Regions from separate parts of the Mus musculus genome. Here region 1 is linked to region 2. The links are chromatin loops, found by intact Hi-C in ENCODE. Cell type or tissue: gastrocnemius. All regions are shown on one strand. Each heading gives the region's core, and the rest is flanking DNA. Links, peaks and the distances in the headings are about the cores only.

The links. Hi-C counts contacts between places; a loop is a spot of excess contacts. Peaks named below come from ENCODE experiments on the same cell type or tissue, not always from the same donor. Only the 100,000 strongest peaks of a DNase experiment are listed, where the experiment ranks them.
Region 1: it touches region 2 in a loop (2.4-fold over the local background); 15 of 42 quality-filtered maps call a loop at or near these places.

The regions. Positions count from the first base shown.
Region 1 is chr15:89,193,868-89,196,765 of GRCm38, reverse strand. Dennd6b (DENN/MADD domain containing 6B) reads left to right here and starts at 292. Exons shown (of 20, transcript NM_027081.3): 1 at 292-547. The coding sequence starts at 371. In gastrocnemius, for the core only: no CTCF peak of the experiment used is centred there; DNase peaks (open chromatin) are centred at 209, 621 and 1,391; H3K4me3 peaks cover 1,298 bases; H3K27ac peaks cover 1,417 bases.
Region 2 is chr15:89,139,200-89,142,097 of GRCm38, reverse strand. It overlaps Mapk12 (mitogen-activated protein kinase 12), which reads left to right and starts at 1,395. Exons shown (of 12, transcript NM_013871.3): 1 at 1,395-1,750; 2 at 1,841-1,970. The coding sequence starts at 1,626. In gastrocnemius, for the core only: a CTCF peak has its summit at 1,690; DNase peaks (open chromatin) are centred at 1,406 and 1,743; H3K4me3 peaks cover 2,351 bases; H3K27ac peaks cover 2,500 bases.

The DNA.
Region 1 (2,898 bases), core at 98-2,597, 55 kb before region 2:
AGACACCCCTGGTAGACACCACTATACGCCCAGAGTCCCTCAATCCATACGCCAGGCAGAGATGACATCAGGAACCGCCCTTTCTCTTCTGCCAGATGCAGGGCCACACTAGCCACCTACTGGCCGACCCGGGTCACGCAATCTCCATTATCGGGAAGCGCCTCCATCTCTAGACCCTTCTAACCGGCTGGGGCCTTTCTCGCTGGTACGTTAGGCGACACTCTAGGGCGGACGCTCCTCTAGCGCCAGGGGGCGCGCGGCTGCTCCGGGGCCCTTCTGGCCTACGGCGGCAGCTCGACTGCTCCGAGGCGGCCCAGGTGAACCCCTGCGTTTCTCCGCAACGTGCCCGGGTACCGCTGGAGCTGCTACCATGGAGGTGCCGGTGGGTCCCGGGCCCCGGCAAGCTGGCGGAGGACTAGGCGCGACAAGATCCTCGTCCTCCGGCCGCGCGGCGCGGACCGCGGAGATGCCCTGGGCGCGCTTCTCTGCCTGGCTGGAGTGTGTGTGCGTGGTCACCTTCGATCTGGAGCTGGGCCAGGCGCTAGAGGTGAGCTGATGGGCTGGCTGACCCTCCAGAACTGTCTTAGTACCTCTCCTTCGGCGGCCTGAACCTCTCCAGAGGCCCCTCCTCTCCGGACGTCCCTCCTCTCCCGATGCCCCTCCCCCTCACGCTCCTCCCTTCTCTCGCCTGCACCCCTGCTTCTTTCCTCCCATTCCTCTAAGCCGCCGCGCGGTTTCTCTACCCGGGGCGCCCACCCTCCAGGAAGCAGGACTTTTCGCCTGTAGCCTTCCTGCTTGGTCTAGGGTCTTCTTAGGAGCCTCTCGGAATATTTTGCACCCTCAGGCTGACCTTTCCCCCACTTCCTTCGGCTAGTGACTAGCTTAGAGACCTCCTCTTTCCTATTGCCTGTCACCTCTCCAAGAGGAGCCTCTTCCTCAGAGCTCTAGAAACCCTTCCCAGGCCAAGGAAGGAAAGATCTGTAAAGCCTGACTGCCTGTCCATCAATGTATCCTACGCAGCATCTAACATGGACCTTTCTCCAAAGAGGCAAACATATCTCCAGCCCCTTGGTTGCTCAAGCCAGAGTCCTAGGGTTCCCCCCACCTTGCCCCCGCCACCGCCCCCAGGTCTCACACTGGGTCTGCTGCAGTCTTCAGTGTCACTGGTAGTTCGCTTCTGGCATTCCTCTTGTCTTTCAATTAGAATCAGATCCAGACCCTGTGAGGCCCTGCTTGGTTCCTGTGTCTTGAGCTCTTCTCAACCTTTGGCATCTGGTCACCAGCTGTGAGCAGCTGGGCAGGGTCTTAGGCTTTTGATGTGGTCTTTCTGTGGTCTGAAGGCCTCCATCCCCCTTACCCACCTACAAAGAAAGGCAGCTTCTCTTCTACTAGATAAGATGAAAATATCAGCCAGGCATAGTAGTGCGCGCAAACCCAGCATTTCGGGGACTGGGTGGGGGATGGGAGGTTGGTGAAGCAAGATGATTAGTTTGAAGCTAGTCTGGATTGATAGAGTCCCAAAGGAGCCTGAGCTATAGAATCAGACCTTGTTGAAAGAAAGAGAAAGGAAAGAATGAAAGAGAGGGGAGAGAGAGAACACATTGTGGCACATGTCTTTCTTTAATCTAGTACTCTGGAGGCAAAAGCAGGCTGATCTCTATGCTCAAGGCCAACCTGGAGCAGGCAAGCCAAGGCTACATAGTGAGACTTTGTCTTTTAAAAAAAAGGGAGGGGGCTGGTGAGATGGCTCAACGGGTAAGAGCACCCGACTGCTCTTCTGAAGGTCCTGAGTTCAAGTCCCAGCAACCACATGGTGGCTCACAACCATCCGTAAGATCTGACTCCCTCTTCTGGTGTGTCTGAAGACAGCTGCAGTGTACTTACATATAATAAATAAATAATTTTAAAAAAGGAAACAAAAACAACAAAAAGCAAAACCCACAAAACCACCAGGAAGATAGGAGGAGGAAGAAAGTGTTACAGGCTCAATGAAGCTTTTGACAGGTCCAGTTAAGGTAATGACTATGAGCCGGTGGTGGTGGCCCACGCCTTTAATCCCAGGACTTGGGAGGCAGAGGCAGGTGGATTTCTGAGTTCCAGGCCAGCCTGGTCTACAGAGTGAGTTCCAGGACAGCCAGGGCTATACAGAGAAACCCTGTCTTGAAAAAACAAAAAAAAAAAACCAAACAAAGCCTTGGTTAAAAAGCCCCACTTTCTGCACTGTAGATCCTTTCCTGTAGAGTTACAACAGAAGTTGAGAGACTTTTCCTTTAACCAAAGGGAAAAAAGAAAAAGAAAACCTGGTGTGGTGGCGCACACCTTTAGTCCCAACATTCAAGAGGCAGAGGCAGGCTTATCTCTGTGAGTTTGAAGCGAGCCTGATCTATATAGGAAGTTCCAGGACAGCCAGGACTATGTAAAGAGACCATGTCTCCAATAAAGAAACCTTCCCTCGCCCCCTCACCCCCCACCCCATGCATTCTCATTTCTTGTTCTCTAAAAGATAGCCATTTAGGAACTTAATTCTAAGCAAATCCCAAAGGCTTTTTTTGGAGAAAGGATGTAGAGTTGTTTTATACAGGGTATCATATAGCCCAGACTAATGTCATATTCATTTGTATTCAAGGATCCTGTTGTCTCTACCTTATAATTCTGGGATGACAGGCGTGTGCCACCACACCTGAGCCTATGGGGTGCTGGGGGTGGGACTTAGGGTTTTGTGCAGGTTAGGTAAATACTAGCTATGCCCCCAGGCTGGGTTTTTTTTTGTTTTGTTTTTTTGTTTTTTTGTTGTTTTTTCGAGACAGGGTTTCTTTATATAGCCCTGGCTGTCCTGGAACTCACTTTGAGGACCAGGCTGGCCTTGAACTCAGAAATCTGCCTCCCAAGTGCTAGGAT
Region 2 (2,898 bases), core at 137-2,636:
TAGCTTTCCTTCCTGACTAAGGCGAAAAGGCAACTTTAGCCCAGGATACAGCTCATGTGTCATGTCTATGTCCTGAATCTTGGACCGCCAGAGATCTGAGTCTGGCAACTGGTCCAGCGGTGGAGGTTGGGGCCGGGGGTGGGGTGGGGGGGTGGACCTAGAAGGCAAGAGCCAAGTCCAAAGTTGGGGGATTGGGAGCGGGAGCAAACCCAAATACATGGCCCTAGTACCAAAATCTGGTCTAGATCAGTCCCCTACAGAAAAGGAGGGGAACTGGGGAGCTTTTTGGGTGGTATGGGTGGGTGTCTGGAGGCCTCCCAGGGCACGGAGGTCACAGGAGCCAGGCAGATGTAGTTTGAGTGTTGGCCCTGAGCTTGCCCTGCTCGCTCTTGTCAGTTTGCGGATGTACCACATCACCAGCAGCAGCCCAGGTGTAAAGTTGCTCTGGCTAGCCTTGAGCTGCTGATTCATGGCAGCAGGCAGGCAGGCTTGGAGGGAGGGGGAGAGAGGGGGTTCTGGGGATCTTGTTACTACTGGTCAAGCCAGTGAGATCCTGGAACAGACTTTGGTTACTCAGCTCTGGGAGGGATGTTGGCTTGACCCTCCAGGAGCACCTGGTTCAGGTCTACACGGGACCCCAGAGAGAATGAGCACGTAAGGATCCCCCCTTTTTTTCGGGGACAGGCACACTTTTAGCTCATTCTGGGCTTTAAAGACCAAGCTGGACAACAGGTGGAAAGCACAGAGACCAGTCCTGTCCAATGCTTGAAGCGGCCACTCCACATACCAGATTGGGGTGGGTGGAACAGAGGTGTGAAGGAGTCTTAGAAGGGCCGATAGGATAGGACCCATCCCTCTGGATCTTAGACTGGGAAGTTGAGAGCCAGTGGCCACAACAATGGGGCTGGGGAAGCAACCTGAGACGTTTGGGAGACTGAACCAAATCCCTCCTCCATATAGAAGGAGGCGAACGGATCAGCCCCAGGGGCGGGGCATCCTTGGGAAAGACGGGGAGTTGAGCCAGTAAAAGGAACCATTTGGGATGGGGTATGATTGGTGTATGGGCAGGTGGACCAGACCTGGGGCTTGAGTAGAACCTGGTGGTCTCAAGTTGCCTAGAATGGGTCCGACGTTCTGGGAGGACAGGAAAGGCTGGAATTAAGAGAGGCACCTGCTAGGACCCAAGGGCCAAGAAGTCTAGCGAGGGTGTAGGCTGGCCAGGGTGTTTCAACGCCTCCTCTCATCTCAGGTCGAGACTGAGCTATGGAGCAGCTCTCCCCCACAACCCCCCCTTTCCAAGCCTTCCGCCCAACCCCGGAGGCCTCCTCGGGTTTCCGCAGGGGCCGAGGGCAGGCGGGGGTGTCACGTGCTCAGGGCCTGGGGGCCGGTTGGTCAGTGGGCCGGGAGGGACCACTTTGCGGGCCAGAGACAAGGGTCGGGTGGGAGTTGGCGGTTATAGAGAGTTCAGGGTGGCGACCCCGAGAGAAGAGCCCGCAAAGGAAAATCTCAGAGGCGGGCAGGCGGGTAGCCGGCGCGGAGTACGCCCTGCCACGCAGTGACCCGGGGCGCGCGGGCGGAGCCCCTGATCCCGGGTCCGGTCCTGGGGCGCGGTGCTCCGGCTGGGGATGAGCTCCCCGCCACCCGCCCGCAAGGGCTTTTACCGCCAGGAGGTGACCAAAACGGCCTGGGAGGTGCGCGCCGTGTACCAAGACCTGCAGCCCGTTGGCTCTGGTGCCTATGGTGCAGTGTGGTGAGCGTTTGCCGGGCGGGGCGGCAGGCAGGGCAGGAGGCAGCTGGCGATTACGGGGCCGGTTCGCTAGCCAAGCCGTCCGCCCCGCAGCTCTGCAGTAGACAGCCGCACTGGCAACAAGGTGGCCATCAAGAAGTTGTACCGGCCCTTCCAGTCGGAGCTGTTTGCCAAGCGCGCCTACAGAGAGTTGCGCCTCCTCAAACACATGCGCCACGAGAACGTGAGTCTAAAGCCCGCCCCAGATGCGGATATTGTGCGCTGGCCTCTTCTCATCCTGCCCTCCCCTGCAAATCCTGCCCACAGTCTCTGCTTCCAAGGGCCTGGTACCTCCTACCTAGTTAGCTCCCAGCTTGGGTAAACTTTCAACAACTTTCAGGAGGAAAGCAGAGGCAGAGCCCAGATCCCTTTCTGGGTGACACTACAATTTCAGCCTCTTCTTCAATTGCTTGGTTTCACCTTCGGTCCACCTCTACCTTCGCAGCCCAGGCAGTGGTCAGGTTATGGTCTAGGCCTAAGGATTCCTCAGGTCTCACTCCAAAACCTGATTGGACAATCAGGTTGGTGTGAGGAGGGTTTTCCTGGAAGGGGTACTTCCTTACCCTACCCTAGTCTCCCTTTGCCCACCACCCGAGTCTTCTATTCCAGACATACAGGATCCTAGGCATTCAGGGCAAGGCAGGATACTCGAGGTGTGCAGCCTTGGCTCTATCATCCCAGAGCCTTGGGTCTCTGTGGATAAAGGGATTTACGGAGCAGAGCATCGCCATTAGTGTTGTGGGTGTGTATTTCTTCACACCCATACAGAAGGCATCTCCTTTCCCGTCCTACCTGCATATGGCTACTCCTAAGCCTCTTGCATCACCATTGCTAGCCATCAGAGCATTCCTCCCAACCAGGGACATTATTGTTATTGTTGTTGTTATTATTATTATTATTATTATTATTATTATTAGATATGGTTCTTCCTGAACCTGTGAGTTCTGTCCCTCCCACTTCTGTTCTGTACAGCTGCCCTAGTCCTGATGTTTCAATCCTCCTGGATCATCAGAGTCAATAGCTCCAAGGAAAAATGAACATCTCGTGGCTAACAGCAAACTGAGCCCCGTTGCTTCCTCATTGCTACTCAACTGATTTGGTGGATGGATACC